3 separate regions of the Mus musculus genome follow, and all the other regions are linked to region 2. Evidence: chromatin loops called from intact Hi-C (ENCODE). Cell type or tissue: gastrocnemius. All regions are shown on one strand.

Region 1 (8,000 bases), 240 kb before region 2:
TTTGTTTTGTTTTTTCGAGACAGGGTCTCTCTGTATAGCCCTGGCTGTCCTGGAACTCACTTTGTAGACCAGGCTGGCCTCGAACTCAGAAATCCACCTGCCTCTGCCTCCCAAGTATTGGGATTAAAGGCGTGTGTGCCACCACGCCCGGCTATTAAGTCCTGACATGGGCTACTTCAGATGCAAAGTAAAACCTCCTGCATATCACTCTGAATGTGGACAATAGAAGGAACTTGCCTGTTGCCTGCTGTTACTTGTAAACTGAAATGCTGACGAAACTCTGTTCTCTTTACAGAGAGCCCAGGTATATCTAGGGTTTCCTGCTGACTGAGCACAGGAGGCGAGCGGACAGGACAGTCTTAGCTCACAATGATCTGACTGTGTAGATTTACAGCGTGTGTACTGCTGGCTAAGTGTGATAGCATCTGCACTTCTGTGCACATCCCATAGACTCCCCTTATTACTGAACTCTTAAAACTGGCATTGGGACATTACAACACTATTTTGCGCCAATTTTGTAAACCTTTACAGTGCAATATTTATTACTTTTCTGAGGCAGGCCAAAGATATATTTCTCAAGGTTCCGCAGCCATCAGCAGCATTTCATGGAGGATTTTTTTATACATTTGTAATAGATAGCGATGAAACAGATTGCAGGGTTTTTGTTGTTGTTGTTGTTGTTGTTATTATTTTTTTAATTAGAAACCATGTACCAAGTTTCTGGTCAAGATTGTGTAGGAGAAGTTAAACATAATTGCATTCTATAAATCAATATGAGTGTCTTTCTTATGCATATAGTTACCTTTAAAGTTCTAAGAACTAAAAAAACAAAAACAAAAACAAAAGCCCTTCAGACAGGCTGTGAAGCTCGGGTGTCAGAGTGCTTGCCTGGTATGCACACAACCCGGGGTAATTCCTTAGCACCTTCTACAACAGATGTGGTGGCACATGTCTGCAATCCCAGAATTCAGGAGGAAAGCTAGGAGGACCAGAAGTTCAGGGTTATGCTGAACTATGTGGAGAGTTCAAGGCCAGCCTAGGCTCCAGACTGTGTCTTCAAAAGTTGTTTAATCACTCAAGTCCTTACAAAAGACCTCACTAGCAATGGAGTGGGTGGCTCTGCTGCTCTCTGTAGCACCACCTAGAGATTTAAAATGCTGGGCCTGCTCCCCAGCTTATTATTTTACTGCACTCAGTCTTCTCCCTTTATCCAATGTTCCACCTCACGCTTACAAATGCCCATGGCCATTTATGACCCAAATTTAGGAAATGTGAAAATAATGCCAGAAATAAATGATCCGTCTTTGAAATGATTTTTGTGTTCTGCAAAGCTAAGGACAAGAACTCATAAGTTTTCAGTCTAGTGCCATTCTGAGTAGTAAGATAACATCGGTGGCTGTGCCAAGGGGGGAAACACACGTTTTCTAGTGTAGCCACACTGTGTACACTGCCCACCTGCCAGTCACTCATTAGCTGTCGCAGCTCTCACACTGTGTCATGGGGTCACACTGCCAATAACGAGTAGCTCTATTCTTAACTACCTTAGTTTTAGCCTGTGTCCATCTCTTGCTGTTACGTTTATAAGTTCATTTTATCATGCTTATGTATGTAAAGAACAAATACAGAATGCAGTATCATTTGTGATTTGGAGCATCTGCTAGGGACTCTGGAAAGCGGTCCAAAATTAGGTTAAGTGGGAGGCAAGGAAGACACACTACAGTGATTGATTAATTGATTGATTGACTGAACCAGCAGACTACATTGTCTGAGATTAGAGGTCACTAACTGGTTGCCACATAGCCCTTAGCACACTATCTGGTACACTCATTTGCACAGTATAAATGACATCTAATTACGCAGACATTACTAGCAGATGACTGAGAACCACTGACTTGGACCAAGAAAATGCACAAGTAACTTATGTCATAGTGGGGGTGGGGGTTGTTGTTCTGTTTCATTTTGCTTTTTTTGCTATTTTGAGACAGGGTCTAACTCAGGTTGCCTGCTGACCTGAAACTCACCTGACTGAGAATGTCTAAGAATGTTTGACCCCCTGCTCTCACTTCTCCAGTGCTGGTAGCTAGGCATGTAACCACCATATCCATGACGCTCAAGGCTGGCAACTACTTCCCTTATTAAATGCTATTGTCTTCTGTACAACTCTGTTCACCTCCCCAGTCACCCCTCACACGCCTGGCAGCGAGCGGACTTGCTTCTGTTTTCAAGATTTACGCTGAGTTAATCTTACAGTCATTCTGGCAAGCGTTCTCCAAATGGATGTAAATCCAGAGGCTCATCTCAGAGCCAGTAACAGTGGGCCGCTTCTGGGAGGAAACAGGAGAACCCACTAGCTTTTGGACAGAATGCTCATCTCATTGGGAGGCTAGCTTCCTCCCCTCTCTGCTGCCAGTCTAGCGTCTTAGTGGTTTCTTTCCTTCTCCCCCCACCCTGCCCCCCGACATCGTGCTTTTCTGCTGATGTAATTAGATCAATTGTGCCAAGCTGGATTGAACTGAGTGCTGCATGGGACAAATGTCTAGGCAAAGTCATTAAAAGCCATGGGCCTTAACGATGCCTTCCCTGACAGCTGCTTTGTCCAGTCCAAGCTAGTTCAGGAAGAGGCCAACATGTAAAAGGAACGGAGTGGGTTTGGGGAGTTTCGTGGTCCTGGGAGGAGGAACCAAACTGCAGGAGCATAAACAAGCTGCAACCCCAAGAAGTAAGCTGTGTGCTCAGTCACCTGTGGGTCACAGCCAGCCCTAGGGGACTCTTAAGAAAGAAGAAATGTTGTGATATCTCCAAGATAGTATGCGATAGAAATTTTGATGATGTTGATGGTTTAAATCTAAAGCTTTATGGATCCCAAATACATTAAGTGGTTGACTTTCTGAGAGGGTCAAATAAGCCAGCCGAGAGGCCTGTGTGCTGGTCTTGCAATGCCAATGTCTATCACTAGAGGGCACTACAAGATCGGCAACCAATTTAAGCAAAGCCTAAGCCCGCCTGCAGTTTCCAGAGGGATACAGAGAGGAAGAAAGCGGAAAAACCACAGGCAGGTGTGTTCTTTGCTTAAATCATAACCTCTGCTCCAAAACTTAGATCCGTTCCACTAAAGGAATCTCCAACTTAATTGGGTGAGAGAAGGTGGCTGCTAACCCCAAGGGACATCTGGGACAGAGAATTAGGGGAGAAGAGGCCAAGAAGCAGGCCAGGAGGTCAGGGGAAACACCCACCCACACACATCCTCACTCCCCCACCCACCCCCACCCACACCCCCTGCCTCTCTGCCTCCTGGGAAGTGAAGCCTTGCAGAGTTGGCTTAGCAGCAGCTGCCGGCTGAGTACTCACTATTTGGCAGAGTCTGACAGCTGGTACTCCCTCCTCCTGTCGTAACACTCCTGGATTCCGGGATCCAGCCACAGCTGCTTGATGGCTGCCACCTGGTCTCTAGAGAGTGCAGTGACCTTGTCTACTTCCACTTCCCTGATGATCTGGGCATTTTCCTGTCCAACGGAAAGGAAATACCACGTTGAGCACAGAAAAGCATGACAGATAAGGGGATGATCTGGGGTGGAGGGCTCTGACAGGTGCTGGGCTGTGCACAGCCAAACCCTCAGAAACCAGAAGACTAGGCGGGGTGATTTGGTTGCTCAGTCTAGAGACGTGAAACAGACCGCACTAGACCTGCGCCTCCAGTCCAGCAATAGCAGAGGCAGCTGCTCAGACCCGGCACCCAGGTGTGAACAGAGACACCCACGCCCTGTAGCCACTTTCACTTTTCCCACTTTCTGTTCATTCCAACATCTATGTAGCCAGCAATGGACATAAACTGTTGTATCAGTCACAAACCAGGATTGTTTGGTTAGAAGTGGACTGGCCCCAGGTGTAAGAACAGGGACACACTCTCTCTGTAAACGGAAAAATCAGTGCCAACTGTCACCCTGCCCTTTTTCTCCCTCTTAAGTTTTTTTTTTTTCCTTTTCTTTTTCTTTGTATTTCTTTGAAGTAGATTTTACTTTGTAGAGCAGCATTAAGATTCAGCAGAAATCTTCAGCTCAACAGAAAGTTCCCATATGCCAGCCACGTAGTCCTGTGCATCAATCAGCGCACAGTTCTTTCCCACCTAGGAACCACTCCCAGATCACCTGCTCTGCACGACAACTACTAGACAGTGTTTATTGTAGCTATTACTCCGTTAGCACACTAAGGATTACAGGCAGGAGCTCTGTGAGAGTGTATGCCCAGTGGATACTTCTCACTTGCAATCCTAGCGCATATCCATCGCACCTGAACCTCTGCATGTGATTCCTTCCACTGTCCTTAGCCAGAGAGCGTGATCCAGGGTCCTGGAGGGCCTTGAGTAGAGCATAGGTACTGTCCCCAACCTTCTGGCTTCCCATTGCCGCTCTGTTGTTTCCTCTTGCCCTATGACTGCCCTCTACCCTCTACATCTGAAGTGGCCATGTGCCTCTGTCTTCAAACAAGTCCGGGAAAACTCCACAAAAGCAGAGTAAAAAATCTCACTTGTGCTTTTATCCAAGAGTTCAGCTCCTTTTCTGCAAGCAGTTGGTGCTTTCTTTGATAATGTGAGCTCAATAAACACATGTGGCACATGTATCTATGTAGCATGTCAGAAATCCACAGCCATGGGATATGACTAGTGTGGGGAGACGCCTTGCAGAGAGGGGGGAGTCCACAGAGGAATCTGGGGATTCACGGTGGTGCCTCTCAGCCAGTTACCTCGCTAACTCCGCCCCTTCTTGCATGTCATGCACCATAGGCTGTTTTCTTAAATTTAACAATGAAGTCCAGCTTTGCTGTTGAGAATTAAAGCCAAACAGTTGACAGAGGACTGGGTGGGGCACTGCCATGCTACATGGCAGGGGGGGTGGGGGAGGATGAGGGGAATAGAGGGATGGGGGAGGGGGAAGGTTGGTCAGCATCAATGTATGCCCAGGAAGCAGATGAATAAAGTGAGCCTGCTGGTCTTAAGAGTCTCAGGGAGAAGCAGTCAGACTGGAAGACAGAAGAGTTTGGGAGCAAGCCAGCAGTTGCAGAAACATCACCGATGACCAGGCTCTCATAGAGAGTTCAGCACGGACGTGGATGAACGTGGCAGAATAACTCGTTATTTTACACAACTGCAATATACTAATAAGAAGGGGAAACACAGGGCTCAACAAGAACTTTCCTTTCCCCGATTCTCAAAAATCAACATTTTTGCTGCTGGAAGAGGGAACACAGAAGACAGAAGTATGTCACACGGAAGTTCCCAGGCCACCCGTGAAAGGGCCACAGGTGAAGTGGTGGTGCCTTCACCTAGGGCCCTGGCTTCTGCTGAGTGTCCCTGTCAAGTACAGTGAGCTTCTAGTTGCAACCCAGCAGGCTGCCCAACCCGCCAGGCCCTCATCACAGGGGCTGCTCCTCTGTCAACTGCCCAGCACAGCAGCCATCTCTGCGGGGCCTTTTGTTAGGTAAGTAAGGGTTTGTGGTTTACATTTGTCTATGTATTTTAATTGGCAAGTTGATTCTACATAGTTATGGTATATATACCACATGTTCTCTTGACCTATGTAAATAATGTATATGGCTAAGCCGAGCTATTTAAGACGTGTGTGTGTGTGTGTGTGTGTGTGTGTGTGTATGTGTGTGTTTGTGTGTGTGTATATGTGTGTGTTTGTGTGTGTGTATGTGTGTGTGTGTGTGTGTGTGTGTGTGTGTGTGTGTGTGTGTTTGTGTGTGTATGTGTGTGTGTGTGTGTGTGTGTGTATGTATGTGTGTATGTTTTTGTGTGTGTGTGTGTGTGTGTGTGTGTGTGTGTATGATCTTTGCATGGTAAGGAACACTAAAGAGCTACTCTCTTGGCAATGTTCAAGGAAATAATACACCATCACTAACTTAATCACCAGGATGTATGGGAGGTCTCTTGAACAACTTTCTCTTTTCCAGATGATGTTTTAATTAAAATTAAAATTAATATTCATTGGTATGTTATCAATGATAAAAAAAAAAAACCTAACTAGATACTATGGGAACGGTCTATTGACATTCACTATCCATAAGTGCAGCAAGCTTTGCTTTAAAAATGAGGTTAAAAATGTATATATATTTCAAAATGGAAGTTCTCTGCAACACAGGATTGTCAATTACAGTCTCTGATCCATGTTTTCACAACTCTGCCCATGTCCAGAGTCCGCTGCACACTCTACTAAAGCTTGTGAGTGAGGCTTTGAGGCTCCACAGCCATTGGTTTTTGGAGTCTTGCAAGCATTGCTACCAAGGAAATAGCAGGCAGCTGTGCCAGAGGTGCTCCCCCTATAATTCACATGCACACATGCACAGCTATAGTGAATGGTGATAATCCACATAAGAGGCAGGGCCTGTGGCCTTGACTAAACTGTAATGATGGCTTCTATCTTTCCCGTCTACATGTCCCTGGGCTATAGCTAATTATGAGAAGACACTGGACCTTTTGGGACACAGAAGGGAAGTAGTAGCCACCGAGCTTGGAAAAGCAGAGATCCACTTCAGCTTGCACACACTCTGGCTGGCTTTCTAGTAGACCTCACTGGCACGAGACAGCACTTAGGCCCTCAGCGTTCCCAAGCAACTGCTGAAATCATGCTCAGTTTCTCCGAAGCCTGGTTCAGCTTCATGGCCTACATAGACACATGGACAGGCCTATGGGAGAGCGTGCCTGCTCTTCCAAGTCACCTGCTCTGTCACCATGGAGAGGGTAAGGTCTACACCCTCCCCATGGGCTACAGTCCCATCCCCCACTTCACATCCAGTCTTGCTGACCCATAGAAACTTTACACCCTCACTGCCAGATACACAGAGGCAGCAGCTTTCCAACACCTACCTCTCCCTTCCACCGTTATAGCACAGTCCCTGTAATTAATTCGCCATTCTAGTCTCCGTCTCAAACCCAATGTGATATAGCAATGCCTCCATTAAAGGCCTCCTGATTCTATTCAGGGTCAAATTTCCTGTCATCACGGGTCCAAGTAAAACTACCATCTCCGGCATCAGTTGCGATGACCTGAGTGTCTCTAGTTCATCTTAGCAAGGACAGCCAATCTCATTGTTCCATCTGTGACTGGTCCTCCATGCTGAACCTGGGCTGGCTTCTGGGTCTATGTGTACAGCTTTCCTCTTGGATATTTTAATACTGAGGTGTCTTCGGATGGGAAGTACATGACCCTTATACAGATGTTGAGAGATCAAAAATGAGGAGCAACTGGAGTTAAAGACAGGTGGAAGGATAAGGACCATATTTCTACCAAAGGATGCCTGAGGTATGGCAGAAGGATGCTGTTCCCACAACCCCTCACACCTTTGCCACCATGAACATGGCTGTCCACTACTGACAGGACTTCCCAGGTGTGGGGCCAGGGATTCTCTTGGCTACATCAGGTTTCAGAAAATATTCCTTCTCCTAAGATGTCTGAACCTTCCAGTTCTAGGATGGAGAAACACATTCAAGGAATAATTATCAGAGAACATCTGGAAGATGCACTCCAACCCTCAAGTTTGTAGTCGTCTCCCAGTGTTCTCCAGGAATCGTCTCCAGGACCCCCCCACAGATACTAAATCCCAAGGATGACCAAGACCTTCTCTGAGATATCAGAGCATCTTCGTAGGACCTCCTCACACCCACTAAACCACCAATGTAGATGCTTTGATACGTTGTTATATAGTCTTACTTAGACACTTTTGTCCAAGCTGAGACCCATAGGCCACATGCAACTCAGGACAGCTATGACTACAGCCTAACACAAAACCACAAACTTACTTAAAACAAGATGTTTGGTTGTTGTTACTGCTGTTTTTTCTTTTGTAACCTGATTGCCCACCTCCCACGCATGGTTTTTGTAGATGATGTCATGACACAATGTCAAAGGGCTGGGCACTCCTGGAAGGGAAGGATAATAGGAGAAACAGTCATAGAGTGGCACAAGTCTTTAATCCCAGCACTCAGGAGGCAGAGGCAGGCAGAG
Region 2 (8,000 bases):
CAAACCTTATGAGAAACTACACTTGGACCAAAAAAATTATCAAGTATGCCCACAAATTATAAAGTGTTAATTTTAAAAATTCAAATATTTTCTCCAGAGTTGCTTTTACTATTGTGAGAAAATTTTACTCATGGATTTTTAAAAAAAGATTTTAAATAAAATAGTTTCTTTTCTAAAACATGTGCCTTATTATTAAATTGGGCAGTCAGATAAAACAAAACAACAACAAATCTAGAATACTCATGTTCTACTTGGCATAAACACTTGTGCTCCTGATGATCAAAGGAGTGGAGACTTTTGTGAAGCTAAGAGATCTGAGATAGTGCAATGCAAATAAGCACCTGTCCACACCGCCAACAGAAGCAGCAAACAGCACAGAACAAGTTCCTCCAGTCCAGGAATGGTGGGTCAGGTATCATAAAGTAAGACTTGAAGGAAAACATCAGTATACACGCAAACACCAGTGATTTACCTGGGAAATACTTGGGCAAAAAAACAAAGAGGAGATGGGGGACAACTAGCTCATTGATAGCTTGTGCAAGGTCCTGGCTGCAATCAAGTATCAGTGTATACACACACACACACACACACACACACACACACACACACACACACACACACTCCTCGACCAAACCAAACCAAACCAAAGCAAAAGCAGATGTAGCAGATGTACAATCTGACCATATAAAGTGCCACTACAGGCACCCAGTAAGTGCATGGATTATAGACACAAAAGAGCCTATCAGATTTTTAAATCACTGGGAGTAGGGCTGAGGAAATGGCTATGTTTTAAGAGCACTTGCTGGTTTTCCAGAGGTCTGGAATTTTGGTTCTCATAACTTATGTTTTGCAACTCATAACTGCCTGTAACTCTAGCTTCAGGGTATTCAACACCTTCTTCTTGCTTCCCTGGGTACCAGCACCCCCAACCCCTAAAAATGAAGTAACTGTTAAGACATCCAGACAATATAAATTGGTGGGGAACTATCTGAACATGTAAATACAAATGTACTAGAAAGAGAAAACATATAAAGAAAGTTCTAAAAAATATTAAATGAAAATTCTTTATAATGAAATGTTTATGTTGAAGTTTCCCCTGAAGGTAAGGTTAGAGGGAGTGGGGTATGTGTGTGTATGTTTGGGGAAGTAGTAGTGGTGGGAGAAAGTCTGTGCCACAAAAGATCATCCTCTAAATGCCAGAATTATCAGGTTTAATAATATTATAAAACCATTCACAAAAAACAAGCCACATATACTGAGAGGAGGAACTGTGGATCCTGAAAGGGAACATTGGCCAACAAGAGAATAATGCTTTCATAATGTTTTATATCTGAAAATTCTATACCCAACCAAACTATCAATTAAGTGTGATGGGAGAATATGTACACAATTGCACATTGATGGGATTTCCAAGCTTGCAAATTTTTGGACCTTTCTTAACTCAGAAAACTACAGGCAAATACAAGTCTCAAATAAAAACATTAAATCAAAACAGAAGATAGATAATATAGGATCCAAGAACTGTGAGCTCAATTCAGGAAAGGCTGATGATGAAATGAGAGCTTATGGGGTGGAGCCTTAGGTTTGAAATGACACGGCTTCAAAGTCAGTGTTATTTTCTTTCCCCTATTTAGCCATGGTGACACTTAGCCATGGTGACAATATCAACCTTAAGGGATTAAGAAAATGTTATTCCAAATGTAGGGAACATGAGCAGACTTGAGTGAACCTGTGTTGAGAGGCCTCAGCTCTATTCCAGTGGTGAAACCTTCCCCAGGTGAGGTTTGGAGGATAGCAAAATCTTCCTCTGGTCCAAGTGGGTGTGTTGATACTGTGTTCAGAAAGTGACCACTGTAGCTTCCTTCCTCAGTTAAGGCTGCTTCTGTCCAGTACCTGCTCCTACCTAGATTAGGTCAACCTGCCTCCTTGTTCAGGTTATAAAATAACCTTGTCTTCTTGCTCAAATGCACAAATAAACATACTGAGTTTCTGAGGCCTGTGACTTCTCCAGCCGAGAGCTCAGATCACCAGATTCAGTATTTTCTGTGTGCCTGTGTTGTTTGTCTTTCTTTCCTTGACATTCCCATCAAGGTCCTGAGGCTGTGCAAGAGCAAGGCACAAACTCTTTAATGTTAGTGAGCATGCCTCAAGCTTAGATGAAACAGGACCACAAGGTATAGTGAGAGGCACTTAGGAGAGCTTGGTTGTTAACCAGGCAAGACTTGTCTGTCTGTCCCAGTTTCCTAAGAGTCCCACTCCACCTTACTATAAGATGAAAGGATCCTGTGACAGAAATACTAGTAAGAGTCAGTATCTTCAGCTATTTTTTCAAATAGAAGATTTTATTACTCACCTCTTCATTTAAGCCTGCATCTACTGCAATTGAAGTAGCATCGTTTTCTAAAGCTGTCATTTCTAAGGACTGGCAATCTAAATCCAAGGCAATGAAAACACCATTTAATTCAATGGCTTAGGCTTTCCTAAAATGACCCTGGATAGATTCACTACTGTTCTGAGAAATGGACAGCCATTTTAATGCTCACTCCCCCAGGTAGCTTTTAAGGGAGAGATGAAAGCTTTGGAGAGAGCCTTCTTCCTAAGTATGTTCTACAGTAAATGTGAGGCGTAAACTGCTTCCCATTAAAACATCCACAGGAGTGGTCCTCAAAGAATGGGGCATTTCACCCCAGGGGTTCCTGGCTACAAACTCCTTTCTTCTGGGTAATGGAGCACCTTTGACGTAAACAGACTCTAAACATCTAGTAGATCCTTAGGATTCTCTTTTATCATTGTTTAGGGTCTTCCAAGAAGGTACTGAGATCTGTGGATGCTTGAAACTATATAAATGGTGCAGCAGTTTTCAGGTAACCTGCACATCCACATATTTTAAATAATCCCTAGAGCAACTGTATCATTAACACAATGTAAATGCTCTCCGAATAGTTACTTAAGTAACAGCATCAAGAACAGCTTGTATATCAAGACCCCCCCCCATTACTAAATACTTTCCATCTGTGCTGTGTGAATGTGGATAACAAACCTGGGGTACAAAAGGCTGAACACACTTACATAAAGTTATGACAAATGATAATATTTTTCTCTTGTCACTGGGACATGTCTTCCAGATCAACAGCTGTTGGGTAACTGTACTACATACAAATATGTATTTTAGAGAAATGTTAATACATTTCTCTAAAATAGTGTTTTCCAAACTATTGGTTATGGTAAAATATAATTAATATAAAATTAGTCTCCCAGTATGGCACATATTTATTCTATTCAATTTCACTGTGTTCTCCACAGATATTCCAGTCTTCTGCATTGAAAGCATCTGTCACAAGAGCTATAACACTACCTGGGAAGAGAATGCTCTCCTGCCACCAGAAGCTCCCTACACTCTGCTAGCTAAACAGCTACAACCCCATCCCAAGCGCTGCTGGACAGCCCTGGAGCAACAGTGGTGGAGGCACTTTCCCCTCCCTGCTCGTGCCCTTTCCCCTTCATTGAACCCTTCTGCTGGGCTGGGCCAGAGGTACACTGACAGACAGATCAGTAATCAGCCATCATCAGAGAAGTGTCCCCCTGTAGTAGCTGGAAACAAATATAGAAATCCATAACTAGACAATGAACAGAGTTAAAAACCTCCAACACTCAGTCCTAAATGGATGCTACCACCAAATCCCTCAGGGGTCAGGAGGACATCATGGACACAGGCCTTCTCAATCCAGCACGACTGAGGTATCTAGGAATTCACGGGGACGATAGGAACATGCATAGGGATAGGAACATGCATAGGGCCTGCAAAGGTCCTAATGCTGAGATGGGAAAGTGAATGCAAGCCCATTCTAACCCAGAGGCTATCTCCAACTGATACCAATTGGCAAAGGAAAAAACTGTTTCCTCCAATGGAGTCTTACTGGGTGCATACCCCACATTTAAGGGTAGGCCCCATGCGCAGTAGTAGATGGCCAAGACAAAATGAACTCAATGGTATTTTGGAGATTTTCTGTCTCATAATGCTTTGTCTGGGCTTGCTTGCTTCCTTTCTTTCTTTAAATCTTACAGGTCTTTTACTTATACATTATGGCTTTTGGTTTTGTGTTATGGCATTTCTGTGTGTTTGAATGTGTGTCTCTGCATCTATGTTTCATGTGCTTTTTCTTCGGCTTTTTTTTTCCTATTTGTTTTGTCCTATACTGCTTTGTTCTTATTGTGTGTGTGTGTGTGTGTGTGTGTGTGTGTGTGTGTGTGTGTATGTGTATGTGTGTGTGTGTGGATAGGAAGGGGGAAAGGACCTGGAAGGAGTTATGAGAGGGAAAACCATAATAACAGCAATTTATTGTATGAAAAAATCTATTTTCAGTAAAAAAGTAGATGGCTGTGTGGCTTTCGTAATTGAAGATGTAAGGCTTCAGGTGACCGTGTACAAAACCTCCGAATGTGGCTGTTACATAACCAGTAAATGAACAAGCAGGTCCTATGATCCCCATGTAAGCAACGTATATGCAATCTTTTAAGATAGCTGAGTTTGTTTCGGAAAACACAGTAAGAAAAGCCCTGAGCACTGGTTAGCCAGGATAGGCGGACATTCTAATGGGAGTAGAGGGCATTTGGGGTGGTTGAGCAGAGGCAGCCTGCAAACCTACACTGCCCCACTGTGGCCACAAGCAGTAGACCTTGTAAGAGACAACGGTTTTTCTTTCTTGGTAATAATAATTATAAATAAGACCTTTTACTTCCTGTGATTTCAAGTTGATGGCTATTGCCAGGACAACTAGGCAGAGCAGCAAGGAACAGGGGCTTCATAAGAAACTCTCCTACCAACCAACCAAGAAAGCCAGATTACCCAACTGAAGTTACCAGAAACTGTGGCTTGTCAAGGGAAATGCTCAAATTAATCTGAAAGGACTAACTTGTCTTTTAAAAGCTGGCTGCAGATGTGTCAGGCTGAGATAGACTCATCCACTACAGAGAGCTTGGAAATTCCCTCCTGGAGACTGCACGGTAAAAGACTTCTCTAAGAGGCAGGTAAAAACCTCACTGCAAAATTAAGTCCAACCCTCGGTATCACTTGTCAGTCAGTCCGTCTGACCGGTATTTCTGCGTGGAGCTGAACTGTCAAGCGGTTAACAAAGCTGAATATAGAGAGGTCTCTGGGTGAGGGGACAGCTAAGGTCCCTGATAAAGGTGGCAAGAGCATCCCATTTACAGTTAAAGGGAAGCTTGAAGGTCTGAGGAGAGAGAGTCAGAGGAGACCCTGCTTCAGGGTCTCTAACCACTACGGTGCACCTCACTCCTGTAAGGGCAGGAAGTGCAGGAAGCAGACACCTTGTAAACATTTGCTAAACAAACAAATGCAGCTGCCAGGTTGGGAGGGTTGACACCATCTGTTTGCACCCAAGCACCAAGGACTGGAGGTGGCTGGAAGGGTAGGTGTGCCTAGATCTACTCTGTCCAGATTAGATACCCACTTGCAGCTTGCGCAGGCCAAAGCCCATTAGTGGTTTTGGCGAAGCCAAGACTAAAACTCAATTTCTTGCCCTTGCTCCAGGGCTTCTAGTTTCCTTGGTTTGTTAGATATATTGTCTCTTGTAGTTCTGAAGTATTTCTGAAAACTCACTGAATTTTGCCTTTTAAATTCAAAGTGTTTTTAAATTTTGTCAAATTTCTCTATCTGCACTCTCTTAGGGCAAGCTGTAGTTGCTTTTCTTGAGGACTTTTGCAAATGAGGGAGGACTTGAGACTGTCTGATCTTGAAGTCACACTGCTCAGGTACATTCTTGCTCGTCTGTGTACTTGGGGTTGCTATCCTTCCTCCTTACAGCACAGGGCGGCACTGAGACCATGATAGCAACAACAGAAGCCACCACAGTCAGTCTTGAAACATCAGTGTATCAGAAGGATTAGAAAGTTCCCCAGACAGTGGAATGTCTAATGATATTAAATAGCCTTGCAGACTTACTGAATGGAGCTACAATTTCCTAATTTGAAGCAACAGAATTTAAAAAAAAATGTGAAAACTCTTGTCATGAGTTTATCTTTAAGATCTTTTTTTTTCCTTAGCTATTGGGATTTTTATGTCAGAGTGAAGGGAGATTTTTTTCCCTTGAAAGCAAAATTTTAATCTTTTCTTGAATCCTCAATGGTTGAAGAAGCATGGAAGGGCCAAGTTAAAGGGGCATTTGGGAGAGCATGCTAGCAGCTTGCCGCTGGCAAAGCTTACATGCACTGCCTAGGGTCAGCCAGGACGGCTGGGTGTTTCCCAGCATTGACCTTACTGCTATAGAAATGCTTTACTGTCTATAGTGTCTCTCTGAGGGAACCAGAAGTTCCTTAGAGATGGGGATGGTGTCTTGCCCACTAGAGTTCCACACCAACAGACCAAACCACAGTCACCAACCAGTTCCTAGGATGCTCCTTCCATAGGCCTTGACAAAACAGGTACTTCACACGAATCAGCTCATCTCAACTTTAACCTCGCTTTAACGATCCCAGGAAACAGAGCAAAAAGGCTGAGCTGTTCCCGTGCTCCTTCAAAACTCTGTTGCTAGCCATGAAATACTTTATCAGAATTTTGGTGGCAGATACAATGTGGTCCTGGGTGTGGCCAAACAAATGAATAGGATTTAGAGGGGAATAGAGTCCTTTACAGGAAAGATGTGGAAAACGTAACCGTATAGATTTATGAGCAGCTACAATTACAGACGGCAACCTGAGCAGATCTCATCAATATCCATGGAAGGCTATTCACCGTCTAAACATGTTAACCCCTCATCTACAACACAGCAATCACTTTGTACCTGTTTTAAGAAGGTGCTTGGATGAATCCTCATATAATATAAACCCCATAGATACCTGTACCTCATAGAAATGATATGATTCCTAACTTGAATATATGAAATTTGAAATGATTTAAATGATTCAAAATCTGAAACACTGAATACTGACATAATTTGAAAATTCTCTCTGACCTCATGTGAAACACTGCAGTCAAAACTCACTAGAAATGTTATATCAAATTGCCTTTATGCTAACTATATATGTTTATACATTATAACAGTGGACCCTGATGCCGGAAGCAGCCCAGCGACAGAGCACAAAGCTGTGGGCTGGATTCCAGCACTGCAACAACAGAACAACAGAATCGGAACTGCCAACAAAATCCAAAATGGACAGGAGATTTGGCTCAGCAGTTAAAAGCATTTGTTGCTCTTGCAGAAAACCCAGGTTCAGTTGTCAGGACCCACAGGGTGGCTTACAAGCATCCATTTCTAGGAAATCCAACTCTGTCTTATGAACACTGAGGTCACTACATACATATACTGCACATACATACATGCAAGCAAAACTACTCTTACACATAAAATAAACCTAAGAAAGAATTAAAAAATGAACCCCAAACACAAGACTAAGAGTCCTGAAATGTAAGACCCTAAGGAGCACTCAAACCTTTACATATGTAACAACGCCAATATGTAACTTATAAACCTAACACAGTAAGACGGTAAAAAGAACAATAGTGTAATAGAATGATTGTGGCAGCAATAAATAAGCCATTGCTTATTTATGAATATTTTATTTAGAATTTCTGCACCACAAAGAAGAGCAAATAACTGAAAGCAGAGAACAGAAGTCACTGCTGACTGATGGGGTCCTCCAGGCTTCATTTGGAAACACTCAGGACGCTTCCTACCCCTGTAAGCGAGAGCACACACACACACACACACACACACACACACGCTGGCTTTCACTGTGCTTCTCAAAGCTGTTCCCTCATAGCCTCTGACTGCAGCTTGCTAAGTGCTCTGGCTTCTTCACCAACCAGAGGTTAGAGTCTAAGATGTACAGGCTGAGCTCACACCTGCAAACTAACATTGCCCAAGACCTGGTATCCAACTATTCTCATGAGATGGAACCTAAGAGTTAGGACTCTGAGCACATTGGAAACAAGCACATTGGAAACACGTTACACTCTTCCAGTAAGTGAGGATCTACCTTCA
Region 3 (8,000 bases), 200 kb before region 2:
AACTGGCCTGGTAACATATACACATTGTTGTTATAGTAGGATAAACGTTACAGAGATAACCAATGACTTTCTGATTAGATTTAAGGCTTCCTTCACAAGAGAAACTCACGTCTACCTGGTACTACAAACCTGGCTAGTAACCCAGTGACTTGGAAAATCAGAAACCCTAGAGGAGAATCTATTAAAATTATTTTGCTAAATGGACATAATATCAAACTGCCTTCTAAATACTTATCTTCATATCCAAAGATCAGTTCAACTCTCAGATCTTATTGGAGAAGCTTTGTTCATTGCGGTGGGCAACAATTAATACAGAGACTCACAGATGAATAAGTGACCGTGGAGTCCTCAAGCTCTGACTGACTGATCACCTATCAGACTCCTGCCCCATCCTCTCAAGACAAGGGGACACCACGGAAGAGTGGCAGGATGCTGGTAAGAGCCACTGGTTGGAGAGGACGGCTGCAATCAGTGTCTTCTGGATTTGGCAGGGCTATTGGACTCATGATCTTGGGACAGCTGTGGGTACCTGTACAAGACCTGCACAGGATCAAACCAGCCAACATCCCAGCCTGTATGGGAGAGAGACACATGAAACCCTACTCTTTGCTGAGAAGTTACTGGCAGTTGATGGGCACTGGGGAAGGGAGAATCATCTTCTTCAAGGGTGTGGCTCCTGGAGGCTGCCTATGCTCCAGTAAATGGTCCTGCATCAGTACTTATATGAGTACCAATTAGACTTGATGGACACTTTTTTAATGCAATAAAGGAGATGTGTTAGGGAGGGTCTAGAATGAGTTAGAAGGGGATAGTGGGGGGAAATTATGATATACACATATTGTATCCATGTATGAAATTCATAAAAATGTTTTTAAATGTATGAAAATTTACAATAAGAGTAAAGAAAACGGATACTCAAGAATACAGTAAGAACCACACCTGATGGAAAGAGTGATTTTTCAGTTAACATGGACATTGGAGTATTATGCTATATGACATTATTAACATGGACATTGGAATATTATGCTATATGACAATTTTCTGCTGCTCTAGTGGACTGACTCTTCCCTGCATGGAGACGGGCTCTGTGGGGCCAGCTTGCTACCCCCAGGGGCTCCTTATTCCTGCTGAACTTCCAATCATTGCCATCTCCAGCTGCGTCTAAAGTGCATAAGACAGTAGGACAGCCCTAGGAGTTCATGAAAGGGAGTCTTTGGATCTCGTGGTCTCTTCTAGTCTTCCTTATGTAGTCCTTCTACCTGTCACGACTTGTATAGCTTTGTACTGTGCACACTGTCTACAGTGTGGAGTTGTACTTAGCTGAAGAAATGGGGGAACTATATATATAGTCCATCTTACTGGAAGTGTAAGCCCCATTTTCTATTTAGTGATTAAGTACAGAATGTCCTGTTCTAGAGGTCAGTCTTGGGTTGATCTCCATATCCCATCAAGCTGTGATAAAAAGCAGCCTCATAGGTGATCCTCAAGGTGATGCAGATGGCAAAGAACATAAGCTGGAGACAAAAGCGCCTCTACGGTGAACAAAGGAGGGACATGAAAAATTATTATTTCAAAAGCTAACTTAGTAGCCAATAGGAAGCTCTAAAAGTGACCTTAGGAAATGCTCAATGCTAGTCCCCCTGCCTCCTTGTCCCTCTTCCCAGAGTCTATTTGCTTACTCTGATTTCTAAACAGGCTTTGTAGAATACAATAGTATCCGACTGGCTGAGTCAGGGCATAGGTGCATCCCTCCTACACAGGCCACAGAGCCAGAATTCCAACGCAGACATCAGCAGATGGGCCGTGCATCAAAGCAAACACGCATGCTGACCTCTTGTAAGATCCTATCATCCCTCTACCTGTCTTGCCTTGGAATAGCCATTGAACAGGCTTCATCACCCACTCTTGTTAAGTTTCCAGCCGAGAACTGAGAATTTAAACAATTTCCAGCTTGTGTAATGAGTAATGGAAATAAATCTTTTTCACCACCTTCTGTGAGAAATTCTTTTCACGGGCTCTAATAAACACTGTCACTGTTTGAAGCCTTAAATATCTGACTGTCTGCTGCAGACTACACAAACGCCATCTTAACTGTGTGGGACCCGCTCTCACGGAGAATCTGCTTTTTGTAAAATTTCAGCCTGCTTGGCTATCTCACAAGACCACATAGAGTGTTCTTCCAACAGCCTTTGGAACTGCCTTAAGAGGCAGGAGCTCCCCAAAGCCTCATCACCAAGTTTTCAGCCTGTTCCTAAGCAAGAAAAAGAACAAAATGTATGCCCCCAAAGGAAATACTGCTGCCACCACAGAACAAAACAATATACATCAAACCCACACTCATTTCAGTACCCCTGCTGGAGGAGGCTGTAGACTCTGAGCTATGGAGTTCTGGAATAAAAGGCTCTCAAAAGTCAACAGTCCCTGACCATTCATGCTCACCGATATCTGAGAAGATGTAGATTTAGAGATGTGAGTTGAAAGAAGAGGGTCTCAGGGACCCTCTCCTTGATGTAAGCCAAGCTCCTAATACAGCATCAATACATAGTGCACACTTGCTTTGTTGGGAAGTCCGGCCAAGGATGTGGTTTAGTGAGCAGCCTATACGTGAAGGTGTAAGCAGGCATTTTCAGATGGAGAATTTTTTTTTTACTTGATACTTGAATCAGACACTGTTTCAATGTTTATATTAGTTTTTAAAACCTCTTTAAATAAACTTGGCAGAGCCTCTTTGAATAACATCATGAGTCATCTAGTTATGTAGTACTCCCAAACCAAGCCAAATCTTAGTGGTCTTTCTCCTGGCCTAAATACAGTTTGCACAGCTCTCAGACGAGGGCTTCTAGAGGCCTATTGTAAATCACTAAGTCTCTGCAGCCAGCTCTCAGGAATTTTAGAGGCAGGATAAATCATAATTCATTCTTGCATTGTGATAACACACAGCCATGTCTGAATTAAAAATAAAATGTTAAAATCTTAAAAATGGATGGGTATGAATGAACCAATGAAGAAGCTACAAATTTTGAGTCACACACTGTTACTCAGAAACCTTAAGATCTAAAAGAGGCGGGGGACATAAGCCAGTATGTGGTTTCCCAACAGAGAAAGAACTACAGGGAGAGAAAGGACCACCATTTCTGCCTTATTTATTTTTGTATGTGGCTTGGAAATACATCATTCTATAAAAACATCATTACTACCAAACAATGCCCTTCTTTTAGCTAGGTGAGAGATCCAGAGTAACAAATACGTTTTCCTTTTTGTTTGTTTGTTTTTTGTTTTTAGGATTTTTTACTTCATTTGTGGATGTTTGTTGCGGGGGAGGGCGGTGGTGGGGATGGTATGCATTTGAGTGCTGTGCTTGCAGAAGCCAGCAGAGGGCACCAGGTCCCTCAGAATGAGCATTATAGGCAGGTGTGCACTTCATGGGGGTGATAGGAGCTAAATTACAGTCCTACGGAGGAGTCGTTTGTGTTCTTAACCAATGAGCCATCTCTTTGGCTCATTTTTTTCCTCCTTTATGTGAAATAGGTTAGACCAACTACCTTATACAAGTATAATGAAAGCCCTTTGTAAAGGTTAAAATGTTTTAAGTAAATCATTTAAAAATATATAAAGAATTAAAGGGAATTTATTTGAATAAAAATTAACCCAATGGATCAAAAAGATAATTTCCAAAGAAAATCGATGTAAAAATTATTCATGTATGTGTTAACTTTTTTGTTTATATTGTCTTTGAAATGCAGTTTATATTTTATACTTTATTTAACACATCCATATTTTAGACTAGGAGCCTTTCTGGGACTCAATAGCTCCATGGAGCTGGCAGGCAACGGGCTGGACAGCAAAGGGCAGAAATGAAGCTAAGGCTTATCATGGCAGATCTCTTCCCTTGGGCTATCACTGTCTTCCACCCTCTCCAAGACTCCTTTTCACCTATCCTGACATCACAGCACTTAGAGGAATGTCACCCTTATAAGTCACATGACATCCTGTTCTGAAGCTTAGACAACACATTCTAAATGAAAAGACAGGACCCAGGCTCATTCCCACTTCTCAACAGTAGAATGAATGGAGACACATGACCGCCAAGTTTTCAAGCCGTAACTACAACCCGAGTCTTTAAAAGCACCTCTGCACACCATGGCAGTGGCTTCCATCTCACTTTACCCTTAGAAATCACGACACAGAGCTTTGTAGCAAGGAAGAGAGAGCCCACTGAAGTCACAAGGAGAACGTCTGTTGCTTATACTGCTCCGAGGTCCCAATGGCTCGCTGGGGTGAGGGAGAGGTTAGGTCTCAAAAGGAAGTTATTTCCATGACTTGAAAGAGATTTTTGGTCCTCTGCCAAAGGCAGGAGAACCTTTTTAAAAATAAATCAATTCCTCATTTCCAAAGAACGACCATGTAGAGCATGTATGCTGGATCAAATGCCGTGACTGAGAAATGTCACCATCAGAGCCAAGAACACCCGAGTCCCGCCCCCACACCCCCTAGAACCTTACTGAGACTCATAAAAGACAGCTGTCTCTCTCCTAGTTTTCACTGAGTCTAACTGTATATACACTGTTTCTTGCTTTAGGAAGCAAACAAAGCATTACTCCAGCAATTACAAATTATATTCTGCCTTTTTTGATCTTTGAAAACAGGTTTTTGTTTGGTTGTTGTTGTTGTTTTGTCCTACGTTGTTTTGTCTCCCTCGGGATCCTTACTCTCATTTGGTGAGTTTAGTCATGTGAAAATCTCAAATGCTGGCAAATCTCTTGCCTCCTCTCTCATTCCTCTTGCTCTGCCCTCCTTGTATCTTTACTGACAATATCAATCATTACCATTGCCCCAGCCTCCATACACACTGAAGAAAGAGGAAAATGTAACTGGAATGTACATTTAGCACTACCAAGAATCAGGAAACATGATGTTTCTTCTCTTTATTTTAAAGTAGTTTGTGACGGTGGAGGTGATAAATCTGACATTGTCTTGCTTGCTTAGTGAAGGTCTTGTGACCTATGGGAGAGATAAGTATGGTCTGAGGTAAATCCAGGTGGGAAAATTAGTTCAATAAAAATATCTACAATGCGTACATGAATTTTTGTGTGTAAGCATGCATTACGTATGTGTTGTTGCATATATGCCTGCATGTTTATGTCTTTGTATCTCTACCTACAGTAAAGGGGAGAAATATCAAACAGCCAAGCAGCAGCCAGTTCATTTAGACATTAATTCTGACGTGCCCTCTGTTGAAGGAACCAAGTCTCCTTAGAGAAATGACTGTGTTCATGACAGGGCAAAGGAGCAGCAAAATGGCCTGGAAGAACCAGAATAGTAAGAGACATATGAAGAGTTTGACAGGGCTTCAACTGGCTGATGCCCACTGTCAAAGGAATAACCAGATGAAAGAGTGTAAGCTCGGTAAGTGGTTGCCTTTCAAGCAACAGGACCTGGGGTCTAACCCCAGATGATGTTTTAAAAACAAACAAACAAACAAACAAACAAACGAGACAGGTATGGTGGAAGATGCTTTGTAATCCTAGTATTGGAGAGCTGGAGGGAGACAGATTCCTGAGGCTCCAACAGCTTACTCTAATTTGTTATTTATAGGGAAGGGATGGAAGGAGGGGGGAAGGGAGAGGAAGAGAAAGAAGGAGGCAGGGGCGCAAGAGAGAGATTGGCTTTTTCCATTGCTGAGACAAAATACGTGGTAAGAATCAGCTTAGGAGAGAAAGAGCTGACAGGCTTTGGCCCGCTGTGCCTGGGTACAGTCCATCATGGTGGGGAGGCATGGCGGGGGAAGCTTGAAGCAGCTGGTCCCACATCAGATGACAGGAAGCAGAGAGCAGTGAATACTGGTGCTCGGCTCCCCTCCTCCTTTTTACTTGTCCTGAAGTTAAGACGGGTCTTTCCACACCTATTAATATAATCTAGATGATCCTTTATAGCCATGCCCAGACCCTAGCCTAGTCTAGATAGTCTCTCACAGAGGATTATCTCCTGAGTCTAGAGCTGGTAAAATTCACTATCGATATTAACCATTCACCACAAGTGTACCCCTTTTAACTTGACACCAAAACACTTTTAATCCATAAGCTTCTACTCATTGACTTCTAGGCTCATGGCCATCTATTAATGCAAAATGCAGTCAGGCCAGCTTTAGAGTTCCCATAGTTTTTAGCTTTAATGTCCTTTAAATGCCTTTGAGTGCATATGCCATCTGAGACTGGAAGCAATCACTTAACTCTTAGTGCCTACAAGAAACAAACAAATCAACAAAACCATAATCTTCTAATATACAATGGCACAGACTAAGCATCCCCACTCCAAAGGAAGAGATGGAGTCATAATGACGAATGGTCAGATTACAACAAGAGCAGACAGACCACACCGTGGAGGGCAGCATACCATGCAGCTCTGTGTCTAGCTTCTGGAGCTCATGAAAAAATCCTTTTGGCTCTGAGGGCTTGGGTAGCTCCAGCTCTCCAGCTCTATGGCTCCATAGAGTTGGCTCCATTCTGTGCCTTCAGTTTTCCTCAGCAGATGCCTCATGGTCCCAGCATCTTTAACATCCTCAGGTCTTGTTTGCAATCTGGACTTTATCTTCATAAGTTCATGTAGTAGTCTCTCAAGGTGTCCGTGCAGAAACTCTAACCCTGCCACACACCGACTGACCTCAGCAGCTCTCTAAAACCATGCAACAAGACTCAGTGACATGTTTCACTTCCATCTTTCATGCCTGGAAAACCAGAGACATATGGATAACACTGCTAACCTCTGCTGCTTGGACCAGACCAGTAGTAACCTCTGAACACCTCGGTGGCTAAACTACTAATTCACTTCCCTAAGCGTTCCCTTGGGAATAGGAAATCCTTTCTGTGATATTATCACTTTGGGCTTTCTTGTATTTACCTAAGTTTACATTTTTTAACAGTGGGAGCCATGCACAGATCTCACCTTCAGGATACATTTCCTATTTTTCCAAGCATGAGGCTTCTCTTTATCAGTTGCTGATGCTCTGGCTCCACTCTTCTTTCTGCAATGTACACCCAGAGAATGCTGGAAAGTAGCCATGCCACAGCCTGAATATTTGTATATTGGAAGATTACTGCTTTGAAATTTCTTTCATTGAAGAAATTACTCTATTATTTTTAAACTCAGCCTCACTAAAGTTCTCAGGACTTGAGCAGATTAAATACAGTCAGATTCTTCACAATAATATCAAACAAAAAGCTTTCAGCCTAGTCCTTAACAGAGTGTTTGTTTTCTTTTGAAACTTCATGGACCATGTCTCCATGGTCTGTTTCTTTTGACATTCTGGGCTCCTAAACTCCACTTGAGTAGTCCATTCTATTCTCCTTAACAGGATCTGGAACTTCTATACCCTGATGTTTCCAAGTTCTTCCACACCCCTCCCATAAAAATAGTTTCAAAAGCAAAGGAATTATATAGTCAGGTTCATCATAGGAGCAACCCCAATCCTTGTTCACATTTTCTTCTAGCTTAGTTATGCTACTTGTTGCTATTCTTGTGCGCGCTGGACTGGCCAGCAGTAACGACGCTGCAACAGGATCCTTCTGCACACGTTTATTGGGAGAGCTTGATTGCAGAGGCGAAGAGACCCTGAGCCCAGAACTGGTGCTGCTTATATAGGCCTAGGAGAGGCATGTCTCACACCCGGATTGGTTATGCACTAAGCCTCATTTGCATGTGCCTCATCTGATTGGCTACTCTCTCTCTCTGTACCTCACAGAGCCTCATTATCATACCTCATTTGCATGTCTCACATCTGATTGGTTATACTCTCAAAGCCTCATTATCATGCCCGGGCCAGGCAGTGTCTTTGCAAAAAACTTTACTGCATATGTACACATTGGTTGTTTGTCCAAACTTATGCGTGGTGGCCAGTAGTAGTCAGCGCCACTCTGCAACGGCACATGTGGCTTCCCACAGCTATGGCAAAATACTTGGCAGGATTCGGCTTAAGAGAGAGGAAAGGTTGACTTTGGTCCACA

The links. Peaks named below come from ENCODE experiments on the same cell type or tissue, not always from the same donor. Only the 100,000 strongest peaks of a DNase experiment are listed, where the experiment ranks them.
Region 1: it touches region 2 in a loop (11-fold over the local background); 28 of 42 quality-filtered maps call a loop at or near these places.
Region 3: a loop joins it to region 2, with 4 times the contacts of the local background. A loop is called at or near these places in 14 of 42 quality-filtered maps.

The regions. Positions count from the first base shown.
Region 1 is chr19:16,594,443-16,602,442 of GRCm38, reverse strand. It overlaps Gna14 (guanine nucleotide binding protein, alpha 14), which reads right to left. Exons shown (of 7, transcript NM_008137.4): 3 at 3,349-3,503. Among named protein-coding and RNA genes, the nearest start is that of Gm41811, 15 kb to the right of the region's middle. In gastrocnemius, no CTCF peak of the experiment used is centred here; DNase peaks (open chromatin) are centred at 2,973 and 3,334.
Region 2 is chr19:16,355,740-16,363,739 of GRCm38, reverse strand. The region is part of intron 5 of Gnaq (guanine nucleotide binding protein, alpha q polypeptide); the gene reads right to left. Among named protein-coding and RNA genes, the nearest start is that of Mir496b, 45 kb to the right of the region's middle. In gastrocnemius, a CTCF peak has its summit at 4,658; a DNase peak (open chromatin) is centred at 4,642.
Region 3 is chr19:16,553,546-16,561,545 of GRCm38, reverse strand. All of the region lies in intron 2 of Gna14 (guanine nucleotide binding protein, alpha 14), which reads right to left. Among named protein-coding and RNA genes, the nearest start is that of Gm41811, 26 kb to the left of the region's middle. In gastrocnemius, a CTCF peak has its summit at 3,380 (motif pointing right); no DNase peak of the experiment used is centred here; H3K27ac peaks cover 931 bases.